2 separate regions of the Homo sapiens genome follow, and region 2 is linked to region 1. Evidence: chromatin loops called from intact Hi-C (ENCODE). Cell type or tissue: PC-3. All regions are shown on one strand.

Region 1 (8,000 bases):
GAGAATGATGGTTTCCAGCTTCATCCATGTCCCTGCAAAGGACATGAACTCATCATTTTTTATGGCTGCATAGTATTCCATAGTGTATATGTGCCACATTGTCTTAATGCAGTCTGTCATTGATGGACATTTGAGTTGGTTCCAAGTCTTTGCTGTTGTGAATAGTGCTGCAAGAAACATACGTGTGCATATGTCTTTATAGCAGCATGATTTATAATCCTTTGGGTATATACCCAGTAATGGAATGGCTGGGTGAAATGGTATTTCTAGTTCTAGATCCTTGAGGAATTGCCACACTATCTTCCACAATGGTTGAACTAATTTACACTCCCACCAACAGTGTAAAAGTGGAACTTAGACTGTCTTATTCACCATGGTCTCTCTCCATGGCACATCACATACAGCAAAGCATATGGTAGGTGCTTAAATTAATATTTAATGACTTTAACTACCCTCCTCTTAGCATGTCGATCCTTACAAGATATCTTGTATGTGACTGGTCAGCAGTGTCAGGCTACAGATTCAGAGCTCAGGCTTGCCATGTGGCAGAGCATATTTTAAAAGAAATCCTGGTTTGGTTTTTCCTCTCTGCAGCATTGGGGCCCAGCTCTCTTCCTGGTTGTGCTGGAAACTCACAGTCTTCTTCTAGTACCTGTCACCTCCGGTCCCCGGTCTTGAATGAGACCTTTTGGCCACTTGAAGAATTTCACAGAGGATTTCAGACTTGTATCTTAAAGACTATACTTGGTCCTTTCTTCTAATTTGAAACAGGAGTCTGGATAAGCCAAAGGTTTTCCCAAAGTCACAGAACCTCTGAGAAGAAAGGCTGGGATGAAAATCTACTTTCCTGAACACAAGTCTTGGTTCATTTGAATGTTTCTTCTGGGTGCCAATTCTTGCTCTTGGCCCAGGGTAAGTTCCTTTGGTCATGGGTTTCCAAATGCCTTAGCAATAAGTATACTCTGATATCTAGTTTCAGGTCTACTTATTGATTTGTCTCTTGCCTTTTTATCCCCCTTCTCCTCCTCACCTCCCTCCTGCTTGCTGCTGCTGCTCCTGCTCCTGCTGCTGCTGCTCCTCCTCCTCCTCCTTCTTCTTCCTCTTCCTCTTCTTCTTCTTCCTCTTCTCTCTCTCAATCTCTGTCTCTCTCATATAACACGTGGTTTCCCCCAGCCAGAATACAACTGTATCCTGTCTTTATTTTTGACATTTGACCATGATTATTGACTTGCTTTAGCTTAGCGAAGGTAAGGGTACCTATCATGCCCTTAGGAATTTTCACATTTGCTATATTTGTCACGACAACTTTGTCAGAAATAGATTATAATCCACTTTTAAACAGGAGAGATAAGGCCAAGAGGTTAAAACTCTTGACCAAGCCCAGAATACTAGCTACATTAACTAAAGTAAAATTAATTTAATAAAGTAAAATTAACTTGAATAATATATTTTATGTAACCTGATATACCCAAAATATTATCATTTAAACATGTATTCAATATGAAAAATACTAAGGAGGGATTTTATATATTTTTTTCATAATAAACATTAGAAATGTGGTGTGTACTTTACACTTAGAGCCCATTTGAGTTTGGATGAGGCATATTTCATGTGTTCAATTGCCACATATGACTAATGGCTACCATATTAAACAGTGCAAGTCTACAGCATAAATCAGAGTATGAGACTTTCCGCTAAAGTAGTGTCTTCCCATTGCAATCAAAATGCAAACTTGTTACCATGGCCTATCCAACTGTAGAAGATCTAGACCTTGGCTGCCCCTCCACCTTTCTGTCTTCTGTTCACTATGTTCCAGCCAGATTGATTTCTTACTGTCTACTGGACATGCAAAGCTATTCTCATCTCAGGACCATTGCCTGTGATATTCCTTTGCTTAGAACGTTCTTTCTCGAAAGCTTTTCATGACTGCCTCTTTCCCACCAATCAGGACTTAACTGTAACCTCCTTAAAGAGGACTTCTTCAACTATGAAGGTAGAGCTAGGACAGCACCCGCACCTGCTGTCCCAAGTCATCTACCGCATGGCCCTATTTTGTTTTTTATAGCAACTATTATTATCTTAAATTACTTTATGTGCTTGCACATTTATTATCTGTTTCTCATCATTAGAGTGTAAGCTTCTTAAGGTGAAGGACCTTTTATTTTGTCCAGAGCAAAAAATTCCTGGAACATAGAACAACATCCTGTATACATTAGGTACACGAGGAGTATCTGTTGACCAACAAAATGCCTAACTTGATCCTATATGTCCCAATCAGATTTTGCAGTTGTGAGATATGTTTTACCTTAAGTCACATTGCTGAATTTCTCATGTCATTTTTATTATTACTTCTCTTATAGAGAATTTATGTACCTCCTTGACTGAGTTGTTCACTTTGCCCTTTCCAGAAATTGGGAATTTCCTGAGGAGGTTGTTGGTGGTCTCAGTGTCCTCTTTGGCCACTTCCTCTCTTGGTACATGGTCAACTCACATTCCTCCTCCCCCAGCCCAATGGCCCAAGTCATCTGCAAGGTGACACAGAGCAGCCCACCTAATTGTCTCCTTGGGGATTCCAGTATCTATGTCAGAATCTATGTCTGCCACTTCCACTCCCCATCTCTCTGATTTGGCCTTTCAGCTTCTTCCTCTGTTGATCTTGGCTCATCTCAATCCATTTTACCTCATCCCATTTTCTCTATTGTGAGATCACCCAGAAATTTTATTTTATTTTATTATTATTATACTTTAAGTTTTAGGGTACATGTGCACAATGTGCAGGTTTGTTACATGTGTATACATGTGCCATGTTGGTGTGCTGCACCCATTAACTCGTCATTTACATTAGGTATATCTCCTAATGCTATCCCTCCCCCCTCCCCCCACCCCACAACAGTCCCCGGAGTGTGATGTTCCCCTTCCTGTGTCCATGTGTTCTCATTGTTCAATTCCCACCTATGAGTGAGAACATGCGGGAGATCACCCAGAATTTAAGAGCATGAACTTCTTAGTCAGGTATCCAGGTTCAGCTCTAGTTACCTGTGTAGCTTTGTCGGGGAGTTAACCTCCCTGAGCTTCTATTTGTGATCTGTAGAAAAGAGATACTATTACTTTTCCTCAGAGTGTTACTGGGAATATGAAATGAGATAGTGAATGAAAGTCTTTTTGAAATAGATCATAATAAGTGCACAAGATGTGTTAGCAATCATTCTCACACTTTTCATCTTTCTGTCTATTTCCCCTATGTGCTCTTAAATTCATTTTCCCGTCTCCCATCCTTTTGATGGAAATTATGTAGGATGGGGTGTTAAAATTATAAATTTGGGCATGAGTTAAGGTCCTAACTTTTCTCAGTGGGTTGTGTAAATGTTGGAGGAAAAGAGTCAGCGGTTTGAATTCCAACTCTGTTATTTGCTTGCTGTTTTACCTTGGGCAAATTATTTTGCCTTTCTGAGCCTTAGCTGTTTTATCTCTGTAATAGAAATAATAACATATACCCTTTCCCAAAAAAACTGTGTGATGTGTTAGACACCCACATGTCTACAGATGCATACATTCGTGCCTGGTAGACTATCAGTATTAATTCCTGCCTCCTTTAAAAAAAAATTATCTAAAAAAGAAGAAATTTTTTGAGATTTAGTGTCATTTAATCTACAGGGAAAGGCACTTATTTTTCCTTGGGAAAAGTTTGAGACAATGTATAAATCATGAGAATTAATTGAGACTCTTGTGTCTATGAGGTGCAAAAGCAATGGACAGGGGTATTATTAGAGAACGTTAAACCCTGGCAGCTCATTTAAAGTTTCAAGTCTCTGCAGCCCCCTAGTGGCCATTGGGTGCAGCAGACGATTCACAGTTAACTGACAAATTAACTGGAGTCAGTAATGCCTTTGGTCAAGAATTGTATAGAGAAATAGGGAAAGGCTGGAGTTTTAGTCTTTTTTCATATTTCAAATAAAAATTCCTCTTCCAGTAGGTATGTCAGAAAAATCTGATGAAAATCAAACATATATTGTACCAGGAAAGTATTAACTACCATAGCATTTTCCTCCCTCTTTTCTTTCTTTTCCACCCTTCCTCCACCAAGATAGGAGCATATTTTCTTCTCGGGTGAGATAATTCTTTGCCCTGAAACTTGTAAAGTCAGTGTATCCAGTGTGACTTCCAGAGAGAGGGCAGATGCCTGTCAAATTAAGTGAGTTGCCAAACATAGAGCAGGAAGAAAGCCATTCCGAGAATCAATATTCCTTTGTTACTGGGTCTTCCACTTGCCAAGGCATTGCCACAAAGCTGGAAAGGCCCAGCTCCTAGGAGAACAGAGGTTCCACCTGGCCACTATCTCCTGTGGGGTGGTAGGCAAGTTACTGCGGCCCCCAGGAGCTCAGTGAGGGAGGTTCAATGTGACACTGTGCTCTGATCCTGTGAGAAAACTCCTGTGCTACCCGACAGGCCGTGAGCTCCAGAGAGGATCTTGCCTTATTCTTAGCTTCAACAGTCAGCCCAAGGCCTGACAACCAGCCTTTAAGAAGGAATCAAGGGGATTTGTGTGACCCAAAGATGGTAGTTTTGTCTGAGGATCTAGTGAACCACTTGTTATAAAAACAGCTATTATGAGTTCTGTGTTGGCAGCTCAGGAGAGACGAAAGGAAAGGGAGAGGAGAGGTACAGCCATTACAGGTGAGTAAAAAAGGCCTAAGGTTCTGAACCCTCATTCCCAAGATTGTGGGCAAACAATTAAATGCTCTGCAACTCAGTTTCTGCATCTGTAAATCTGGAATTAAAATGTTTGCCTTACAGAGACTAGGGGAGGTTACACATGTTCAGACACCATTCTGAGAAAACAGAGCGACTGACAGGGGTCTGAAAGGTATTTGTTGTAGCTGCAGAACAACTCTGCCAGACCAAGACCATCCATCCCTCTCTGCCCCCCTATTCCCAAATTCTCCTGTGTGGACGGCAGGACTCCTAAGCTCCCAGGAATGCATTCAAATAATAGATGGGTCAGAAAATATTCTGTCTCAGGGCCTTAATACAAGCTGTTCTCAGATTTGCCAGTGTCGCGCTGCCACCCTCTCCCCACTTCCTCCTCCCTTCCCACTCCCCCCTCCCTTCCCCTCTCCTCCAGTTTTATTCTGGAACCTGTTTTTCCGAAGTCGGACCCGTTTAATCTCTTAAATGTATAATTAGGGAGAGTGCTTGATTGCAAAGGCCTCTTCCAGTTCTCACATTTGCTCCCTTTCACACTGCAGAGAAATAGGGCAGGGAATCTAGAGGAGGGGAAGAACAAGAGACTGGAGAGGGAACAGAGGGAGGGTGGGGCGGGCTCACTCCTTTTCTCAATGAATGCCGAGGCCTCTGCAGATTTGCATAGGAGCCGATCGAGCCACGCCATTGGTTGGAGGGTGCGGGTGGGGCGGGGCGAGGCCGGACTGCGTGGGTCGGGCAGCAGCGCGGAGTTGGCTTGTGAGCCCCGCCCCCTCCGGGCCCCGCCCCCTCCCTGCGCGCGCTCGCGCGGCTCAGCCAGCTGCAAGTGGCGGGCGCCCAGGCAGATGCGATCCAGCGGCTCTGGGGGCGGCAGCGGTGGTAGCAGCTGGTACCTCCCGCCGCCTCTGTTCGGAGGGTCGCGGGGCACCGAGGTGCTTTCCGGCCGCCCTCTGGTCGGCCACCCAAAGCCGCGGGCGCTGATGATGGGTGAGGAGGGGGCGGCAAGATTTCGGGCGCCCCTGCCCTGAACGCCCTCAGCTGCTGCCGCCGGGGCCGCTCCAGTGCCTGCGAACTCTGAGGAGCCGAGGCGCCGGTGAGAGCAAGGACGCTGCAAACTTGCGCAGCGCGGGGGCTGGGATTCACGCCCAGAAGTTCAGCAGGCAGACAGTCCGAAGCCTTCCCGCAGCGGAGAGATAGCTTGAGGGTGCGCAAGACGGCAGCCTCCGCCCTCGGTTCCCGCCCAGACCGGGCAGAAGAGCTTGGAGGAGCCAAAAGGAACGCAAAAGGCGGCCAGGACAGCGTGCAGCAGCTGGGAGCCGCCGTTCTCAGCCTTAAAAGTTGCAGAGATTGGAGGCTGCCCCGAGAGGGGACAGACCCCAGCTCCGACTGCGGGGGGCAGGAGAGGACGGTACCCAACTGCCACCTCCCTTCAACCATAGTAGTTCCTCTGTACCGAGCGCAGCGAGCTACAGACGGGGGCGCGGCACTCGGCGCGGAGAGCGGGAGGCTCAAGGTCCCAGCCAGTGAGCCCAGTGTGCTTGAGTGTCTCTGGACTCGCCCCTGAGCTTCCAGGTCTGTTTCATTTAGACTCCTGCTCGCCTCCGTGCAGTTGGGGGAAAGCAAGAGACTTGCGCGCACGCACAGTCCTCTGGAGATCAGGTGGAAGGAGCCGCTGGGTACCAAGGACTGTTCAGAGCCTCTTCCCATCTCGGGGAGAGCGAAGGGTGAGGCTGGGCCCGGAGAGCAGTGTAAACGGCCTCCTCCGGCGGGATGGGAGCCATCGGGCTCCTGTGGCTCCTGCCGCTGCTGCTTTCCACGGCAGCTGTGGGCTCCGGGATGGGGACCGGCCAGCGCGCGGGCTCCCCAGCTGCGGGGCCGCCGCTGCAGCCCCGGGAGCCACTCAGCTACTCGCGCCTGCAGAGGAAGAGTCTGGCAGTTGACTTCGTGGTGCCCTCGCTCTTCCGTGTCTACGCCCGGGACCTACTGCTGCCACCATCCTCCTCGGAGCTGAAGGCTGGCAGGCCCGAGGCCCGCGGCTCGCTAGCTCTGGACTGCGCCCCGCTGCTCAGGTTGCTGGGGCCGGCGCCGGGGGTCTCCTGGACCGCCGGTTCACCAGCCCCGGCAGAGGCCCGGACGCTGTCCAGGGTGCTGAAGGGCGGCTCCGTGCGCAAGCTCCGGCGTGCCAAGCAGTTGGTGCTGGAGCTGGGCGAGGAGGCGATCTTGGAGGGTTGCGTCGGGCCCCCCGGGGAGGCGGCTGTGGGGCTGCTCCAGTTCAATCTCAGCGAGCTGTTCAGTTGGTGGATTCGCCAAGGCGAAGGGCGACTGAGGATCCGCCTGATGCCCGAGAAGAAGGCGTCGGAAGTGGGCAGAGAGGGAAGGCTGTCCGCGGCAATTCGCGCCTCCCAGCCCCGCCTTCTCTTCCAGATCTTCGGGACTGGTGAGCAGCTCCCGCCTGAGTGTGCCGGGATTTAGTGTTTTTAGTCACATTGATATGCAACCATTAAATAATCTTCACTTCCACCCCACTTTCTAAAACCTCAGCTCTGCTTCATCGCCCTCCTTCCTCCCGCAAACCTCCTTCCCGAATCAGACCGTAGTTTCTTGTTTTCTCCCTGAACGCAGTTCAGGGGTCTTCCTTCCTCTTTAGCAACCAAGTTGGGGGAAAAGTTTCATACTCTTGGCAGAGCGCCTTCTTCTCTGGACTTATACGCTGTCCGAGACAAAATTGGGCGCCCCTCTTCCTGGGCCCCGGGACAGTTGAAATGCCCCGATTACTTCCAGGTTCCAAGCTTAGTAGTAGATGTCAAAACTATTGCCCTTCTCTCCCTCTTGTTCCTGGCCAGCACAGATTTGGGAAATATGGTACCTTCTCAGGGAATATAGAATTTCTCTTCATATTATTGAATCTCACCCAACTGTCCCCATTCCAAACGTTGGCTTGGGCAGGTATTGCCAGGGATTGTCTCTTCTTTATTTATTTATTCTCCCCCTCCCACCCCCACCCAGTCTGCTATGCACTCTCGACTCATCCTTTCTCTTACATGTTGTTGGGAAAGCCCCAGAGAAACTAAGGAACAGAGGACAGGAGGGAGGTGTGGAGGAAGGAAGGAAAGTTGTCAAGATTGTCTTCCTTTGGGGAGTCACTATGAAGCCAGGGAGAAACCATCGTTGGTTTTCCTGCTTTTCTTACCTTTCCCCACTCCTCCTTTCCCCTCTGATTCTTAGCTTGAACGTCTGCAGCAGCAGCTCTTGATGATAGTCTCTGGCAGCTTGTTTCACTGCAGATCTCCCTGCTGGAG
Region 2 (8,000 bases), 100 kb before region 1:
AAAATGAGGCTCCCAATTCTACCATGTCCATGTCCCAGCCATGCTGTGTTCACCAGGGAATGGCCCAGGATGGAACAAAGATGGATCAAGATTCTAAGTGTAAGCCCGTTCTTTGGAAGTGTAACCATTTGAATGAAACGTTCCTAATGTGTTGTTATTGTAGCAATGGTAACACCACACAGATGTCACCAGGAGTCTCCACAGCCTGGGAGAGACTTAAGCCTGTCCTCATGGTTTCTGCAAATTCTCACAGACTTATGGTTCTAAGCTGCATTGGATTGCTGGATGCAAAGAGCAGTCTCATCACACACCCGCACACTCCACTTTAAACATGTGACATGTTTTATTAGTTTAGCAATTTGCTGTAGATAAGAGGCATAGTGCTGTCAGGTGGGGTGGGATGGGGAATGAGGAGGCTGTGTCCTGCCCATCACAGCCTCTGGCTCTTCCCTCTCCTCTGTGCCTCTTGCTTTTCACTGCCTTTTCTGTTAGAATTCCTTCCTTCCTTCCTTCCTTCCTTCCTTCCTTCCTTCCTTCCTTCCTTCCTTCCTTCCTTCCCTCCTTCCTTCCCTCCCTCCCTCTCTTCCTTTCTTCCTTCTTGCTTTCTTGCTTTCTTCTTTTTATGGAATTTCACTCTTGTTGCCCAGGGTGGAATGCAATGGCACGATCTTGGCTCGCTGCAACCTCTGCCTCCGGGGTTCAAGTGATTCTCCTGCCTAGGCTTCCCAAGTAGCTGGGATTACAGGGGCCTGCCACCATGCCTGGCTAATTTTTTGTATTTTTAGTAGAGATAGGGTTTCACCATGTTTGGCAGGCTGGTCTCGAACTCCTGACCTCAGGTGATCCGCCCGCCTCGGCCTCCCAAAGTGCTGGGATTACAGGCGTGAGCCACCGCACCCGGCCAGAAATTCTTTATTTCTAACCCAGAGATGTCACTCCCTTTCCTGAGCCCTTGGTTCCAGCCATATCCATGCCCTACAAGATGTACATAGCTCAGGGGAGCTTCTGGGGTTGGGGGGTCCTACCAAGGAGTCTCTCTGTAAGAGATGATGTGGTACCAGCTCCTTTTAAACATTTTGAAGTGGACATCATTATTCCTGCTTCACACTTGAGGAGACTGAGGCCTGGCCTCAGTTTGGAGACGGAAGGGACTTGGTTAAAGTCCCACCTCCAGTAAAGAGTAGATCTGGGTCCCAAACCCAGGCCTTCTGACTCCATGTCCATCACTCTTTGTACCATCAAAGGGCAGAAACTCAAAGTGAACATCTGGGGGTTTGTAGAATCCTGGTGATTTCCACTTGGTTTCTTAAGACAATGCCTAGCCCAGGCTGAAAAGCATAATTAGCTCAGCCATAGACTCAGGCTCACCCCATGCCAACCCATGGCATCCAGCTCAGATTTGTACCCCGGAGTGGTCGGTGGGTATTAAACCTCTCTTGGAAGGCCAGGAGAGGACTTAAATGGCTGGGCCTTCACATTTATTTTCCTCTCTTCCCTTGGCTTTTTGTGGGGCTGAGCCTATCATTAATCAGGCTGTGAAGCAAAGGAAATAAAACACTGCCTTGGAAAGAGCTCTTATTTGTTTAAAATTGAAAAAAAAAATAACAACCCAGAAAAGACTGAAACATGTTTCCAACATACTGAATTTGATTATCTGTCTGTGCACAAAGGGACCCAGTCATTTGAAATTAAAGTTTAGAGAGTTGGCAAGTTTGTTTGATGAATCGATTGTGATGGGAGGAGCCCCCACCAACTGCAATGCTGAACTTCCTTCATCTCCTTTCTGTACATTCTGAGCATTTTGTTAATTGCTCTGATTGTTCAGTGCCACTGTGTTACAAGTTCCGGGGAGGGACAGAACTGGAGAAGTCCAATGTGTCTTCATCGTAGGGGCTTGAACAAGGGAGTCCCCAGTCTCTATCCAAGGTAGTGATCATTGGACCCACCAGCAGCTCCAGCACAATTGCTTTTGACTTTATTGTGAATTTGAATCAGAAATACAAGCCTCATCCATCGAGGAGCAAAGACACATGCATTGTTCAGACAGCAGAACAGAATGCAGGCCAGTGGGAAGCAGAGGATGTTATTATTGTTCTCTAGAGCAGCTCAGAGAGGAGAAAGCCTGGCAGTGAGTGCACAGGAAGCAGAAACTGGCAGATATAATCCAGCAATATGAACACTGGGATATGTTGTTCAGCACTTTGAGTTGCAAAATAAAATCCCGGTGGATGGGGCACCCCTCTTCCCCCTAACTCAAGCTCCCCCATTCCTCACGCTGCAGAGTTCATACTGAGTGCTCTTTTGCCCTGCAGCATCCGGAACAGTTGATTATGCCCCTGTCTTGTTTTGGAGCCTGCAGGGACTCCCTGATGCCGAGGGAACAGTTAACTTGGCATTCAAGTTCACTTTACCACCTGCTCCTCGACTTGGCCCCACCTGCCTTTTCCACCTATTGCCTGTGTGTCCCTTCTTGCACCTGCATTTTAGCCAGATGCAACTGCTGTCTTCTCCATAACCACTTTTCCTCCGTGTCCAGTTCATGCCTTTTCTTTGTTTTATGCTTGAAATGCCCTACATTTCATCTTTGCATGCCCCCATTCTTCTCATGATTTTGGAGCCTTGATGAAATGACACCACCTTCTTCTATTTCTCCCCTCTTTGCCCCTCCTCTGGATTTGCATAGTCAGGAGTCTTCCCTCTCACAACATCCATCACCTTCTACTTCATATCACACTGGCTTGGAAAGATTTCTTTTCCACATGCTTTATCTGATACATTCTTTGAAAGCAGGGGTAAGAGATTACTTGTCGTGTCCACTCTGGGTACAGGCAGGATGCCTTGGGCAGAGTAGGCATCCAAAAATGTTTGATGAATGAGAGACTTATTGAAGCAAGGGTTAGCAGTCTTTGGCTCAGGTTGGTACTCAGTGCATTCATCTGTCCATCCTGTCCTTCCTTCTCTCTATTCCCTCTTTTGCTTTTTCCTCTTCTCTACCTTCTCCTTTTCCTCTTTTAATTTCATTTACCCCCAAGCCTTGACATTCTACACAGCTCTGCTGGGCACACCCCATCTCTGCAGGTTGCTGGTTTCTGCTACAGGGGTGTTTGCTATGGTCCTAGACGACTTTTCAAGAACAACAGCAACAAAGAATCTGCACACTCAAGGTGGTTTTGTTTCAAGGAAGTAGGGTCTCTTTTCCACGTGATGCTTGTCTGCTATGGAGACTACTATTTGAAGTGATGTATTCGTGGAGCATTTCTTTCTCTCTGAGAAGTGGCAAGTGTTCTTCCCTGACCAGGGTCTCTGTTCATCTCCAAAGGTGGGTCTCGGTTCATCTTCAAAGGTTAGGCATGGAGGAGGCAAGCTGGCACAGGACCGAGTAGCAGCCAAGCCTCTCTCCTTGCTCAGATCTCACCACAAACCCCAGCTCCCGCTCTGGCCAGGATTACTGGGTCATAGCTGTTTGGCTTAAAGCAGCAGGAGATCAGTGAGGCACTAGGAAAAGAGCACCAGGTGGGCTTGCCTCTGGCTCTGCCACACAGTCGGACGTGGGGGAAAACTGCCAACATCGAGGGAGCTCAGTTTCCTCTTCTGCACATGGGGTGGGAAGAGTTAGATGGTCTCTGGGGTGTTTTCGAGGCCGAATCTCCAGAATTCCCAATTTGAGATTCCAAATGCATCTGGAGACTGCGGTGGCTCAGCCTGAGTGGGGCCAGGAGGTGGCAGCACCTGCTCTGTTTAGAGCCTGATGCAGCCGCAGGGGCTGGGCTGTCACTTCTGTAGGGCTGGGGTGTACATCATGCTCCACTCCCTCTGGACTCTTTTATTACATTTCACTGCAAGTTGTTTGTAGTCTGCTGGGTCATGAGACGGTCGCAGCAAGATTGCCAAACCCTGGGTACAGGGGACACTTATTGTCCCCTCTCTGACTTCACCTGGCATGACACACGCAGGCCAGGGCACAGTCATCCGCAACAAGGCCCCAGTGACAGGCTCATATCCGGGCAGCTTGCTGGAGCTCCTTGACGCAGGCTTCCGTCTCCCCGAGGGCAAATGAGAGCTGCATCCATGAGTAAGCGCATGTGTTCGCCCACTCTGAATGAGCACGCCTGTCTCCCAGGGCCGTGCGCTTCCTCCAACAGCTGCATTTGCTCAGGGCAAAAATGGAAATGCCTAATGCCAGGCATGACTGATCCTAGCCAGATAAAATGATTGAGGGTTGTTCATCAAATTTGGGGAGCTTTTACTAAATGGACATGCACACAGACACTTAAAATGTAATAGAATGCCTGAATTGCGTGGAACCGTACACATGATCTAGTTTAGTGGTTCTCAATCCCACCGGGCATCACCACTGAAGCTTGTTAGAAATGTAGATTCCTAGACTCAGCTCTAGCCCCATCGAGTAAGAATGTCTAGTGCTGGAGGGCAGGCGCGGTGGCTCACGCCTGTTATCGCAGAACTTCGGGAGGCCGAGATGGGCGGATCACGAGGTCAGGAAATCGAGACCATCCTTGCTAACACGGTGAAACCCCGTCTCTACTAAAAATACAAAAAAATTAGCCGGGCGTGGTGGCAGGCGCCTGTAGTCCCAGCTACTCTGGAGGCTGAGGCAGGAGAATGGCGTGAACTCCAGGGGGCGGAGCTTGCAGTGAGCCGAGATGGCGCCACTGCACTCCAGCCTGGGCGACAGAGCGAGACTCCGTCTCAAAAAAGAAAAAAAAAAATGTCTGGTGCTGGAACCTAGGAACCGGTATTTTTAACAAACTCTTCAGGTGTGTCTAATGTAGCTTGTCTGCAGAAAGGCATTTAGGAACCACCATCTAGTCTATCCCTGGCATTCAGGGAGCTTGTTAGCAAACTCTTGCTCTCCTTTGCTTCCTCCTCTCCCTCATGGAATCAGAATCCCTGGTGAGGGGATAGCACTCTGATTCAACAAGCCCTCCAGGAGTAGGGTGACCAACTAGGCTCGGTTTGCCTGGCACTGTCATGGTTTTACCACTGAAACGCCAATATCACAGGACTTCCCTCAGTCCTGGGAGTACTGGAATGGCTGGCTACCTCTTGAGGTGATTTTTATGCACTCTAAAGTTTGAGAAGCACTGGAAACAATTTATTTCACAGTTGAGGAAACTGGAGCCAGGACAAGAAGCAGTTTGCCCATGGACAAGCAGTGAATTAGCAGTACAGACAGGGCAAGTCTTCCAGCCCAGCATCCTTGCTACTCCTGGAAATATTTTGCTCTAAGTAGCTGCCTCACTCTTTCCTACTCTCCACTAGGAGCTAACCCTGGAGGAGCTCATTATGGCGTGGCCATATTCCAGGTGAATAATCTGTATTCTATGGCCTTATTTGAGTGAGGCGTGCGTAATGACAGGTGCAGGTACCATTACACTTTAATGAATTCTTCTGGGGCTTCTCTTGGCCCACGTGGGGAAGGTGATTTACAATTTAATGTATTTCCATTTGGCCATAATCCCCAGGATAACAGCATTACTGAAACGGAAAATCTTTGACAAGGGATTACAACCCAGAGGCTGTGGTACAACCAAGTCGGGGTCCCTAGCTGCTACGCTACCTCCAGGGGCTTCCCAGGGGCCGTGGGATAAGCCCTAGCATGTCTCCCTTTGTCCTGTCACCGATGGCCACCAAGACTTGCCAAGCTATATTGATTATCAGCTCCAGGTTTGACTTATTTATTCCGTGGTGCTTACTGCATTACCAATTAGCTATGAATGGGGTAACAGGCCAGGGGCTCTTGTGATACAGGGGTTCCCAAACTGGAGCATGCATCGGAATTACCTGGAGGGCTTGTTAAAGCACAAGTGCTGGCCCCTCCCCCAGAGCAACCATAGAGTAGCCCATTATGAGCACTTGAGTGATTTTGTCAGGTGCTGCTCATTATTGATGCCACAAGGCTGGCCTTACTGTCTAAGTCAGGGTACTAGGTGGTTTCTAAAGACTCTCCTAGCAACAAAACTTATAAATAAGGTAGGTCTAGCTTTACATGGGATATAATTTCATCATTACTCTTCTCCCTTCTCCTAAATGTTCCTTTGTGTAGGCCAACACCTAAAATCTCACAAATAGAGAACAGTTTTTTTGATGTAAATGTTTACCTTCATCAACATGTAAATATCTAAGGGTAGAGGCGGAAAGAACACTAACATTTATTCAGAATCTTTTTTGATCCATTTATCACAGGGCAGAAATATTAATGCTTTTCGGTCATTTGTACTTAAAGCCTCTTGATCTTGAGATCTGTGGTTCCAGGGTCTCCTGGTTTTCTTCCCACCTCTCTGGCCATCCTTCCTAACCCCCTTCCCTAGCTCCTCCTCTTCTTGACTTCTTTTTTTTTTTTTTGAGACGGAGTCTCGCTCTGTCGCCCAGGCTGGAGTGCAGTGGCCTGATCTCGGCTCACTGCAAGCTCCGCCTCCCAAGTAGCTGGGACTACAGGCACCTGCCACCATGCCTGGCTAATTTTTTTTGTATTTTTAGTAGAGGCAGGGTTTTACCGTGTTAGCCAGGATGGTCTTGATCTCCTGACCTTGTGATCCACTGCCTCAGTCTCCCTTCCTGAGTTCTCAATATTGGTATGCCCAGGTCTCAGTCCTGGGTTCACTTCTTTTCTCTATCCCCTTAGCTTAAAACCCCATCAGTGTTCTGATGGCTCTCAAATTAGACCTCCGGCCTGGACCTCTCCTCTAAGCTCCATCTGCCTGACAGCTTCACGTGGATGTCTGCAGACTCCTCAAATGACGCATGCCTAAAGCCACATCACATGATGTATAAAATCTACCAGCTTATCCATCTCCACTAGTTTCCATCTCCTTAGCCTAGGCCACCATCATCATCTATCTTCTGGACAATACAATGGTGTCCTACTACTTTATTCCACACAGTGGCCAGAAAGATGTTCTTAAAATGAAAAGCAGATGGTCTCTCCCCTCCTGAGAACCTTCCAGAGGTTCACATCTAAACTCCTTGCCATGGCCCACATGCCTGGTGAGATCTATTTCTAATCTATCCCTCCAGCATTATTAAGCCATGTCCCCAGCAGCTCATACACTCCAGCCATGTGCTTTCTTTTGATTTCTAGAACACAAGCTTTATGCCACCTCTGTATGTGTTGTTCCCTCTGCTTGGAAGGTGTGCTGTTTTGCTGTCGTGCCATGGCTGGCTCCTTCTCATCATTCAGTTTCAGCCTAAACATCACTGTCTCAAAACATACTTCTCTGACCAGCCTATGATAAGTAGATATCCCATGCCTTATCACTCTTTTCTATTTATATTTGTCTTTGCAATCTGGAATTATTTTATGCTTCCAGTCTGATTCCTTGTCTCTCATCTTGCTCCTCCATTGGGCTGTGGGCTCTGCAAGACAGGATGTTGGTGGTGAAGGAGCTGACTGCATTGCCTGGTGTGCACAGCAGGCCTTAGAGAATGAGTGAGTGGGTCTGATCCCATCTGGAGGACATAATAACCCTGCTCAGGGGGACCAACCAGGGCTAGGAGGGAGAGGAGCAGAGGAAGAGAAAGAAGGGTTCAGACGTGAGAAGCCATGAGCGAGCTCTCAAGTCACAAAGATCATTATGGTTTGTTATAATAAGTACAAGAATAGCTCTATGCACAGTTTCCCATAGACACACAGAAGAGGCATCCTAACCCAGCCTGTGTGGTCAGAGGAAGTTTCTGGAAGGAAGTGACACCCAAACAGAAACGGACACTTTGAATGCAAATTAGCTAACTGAAAAATAGGAGATGGGGTGCAGTAGCTTATTTGTTTGCTCTACAAACACTGACTGCGATCTGGGCACCATGCTGGTCACATGTCTCCTTTCAAAGCTACCCTGGAAATTGCCAATTGGTGGTAAAGACTAAGCTTGGGAGTGAGCCACAGAAGCAGCATGGTATAATGATGTAAAGCATGAATTCTGAGCAGACAGAATTGAAATTAGTTTTAAATCCACACTTTTACCACTCATTATGTGACCATGAGC

The links. Hi-C counts contacts between places; a loop is a spot of excess contacts. Peaks named below come from ENCODE experiments on the same cell type or tissue, not always from the same donor. Only the 100,000 strongest peaks of a DNase experiment are listed, where the experiment ranks them.
Region 2: a loop joins it to region 1, with 16 times the contacts of the local background. A loop is called at or near these places in 56 of 110 quality-filtered maps.

What each region holds. Positions count from the first base shown.
Region 1 is chr2:29,919,131-29,927,130 of GRCh38, reverse strand. ALK (ALK receptor tyrosine kinase) reads left to right here and starts at 5,545. Exons shown (of 29, transcript NM_004304.5): 1 at 5,545-7,138. The coding sequence starts at 6,472. In PC-3, a CTCF peak has its summit at 3,824 (motif pointing left); DNase peaks (open chromatin) are centred at 3,820 and 5,380; H3K4me3 peaks cover 2,058 bases; H3K27me3 peaks cover 1,073 bases.
Region 2 is chr2:30,022,346-30,030,345 of GRCh38, reverse strand. No RefSeq gene overlaps it. Among named protein-coding and RNA genes, the nearest start is that of ALK, 100 kb to the right of the region's middle. RefSeq lists an enhancer at 3,864-4,364. In PC-3, CTCF peaks have their summits at 3,510 and 3,713 (motif pointing right); a DNase peak (open chromatin) is centred at 3,995; H3K4me3 peaks cover 984 bases; H3K27ac peaks cover 1,992 bases.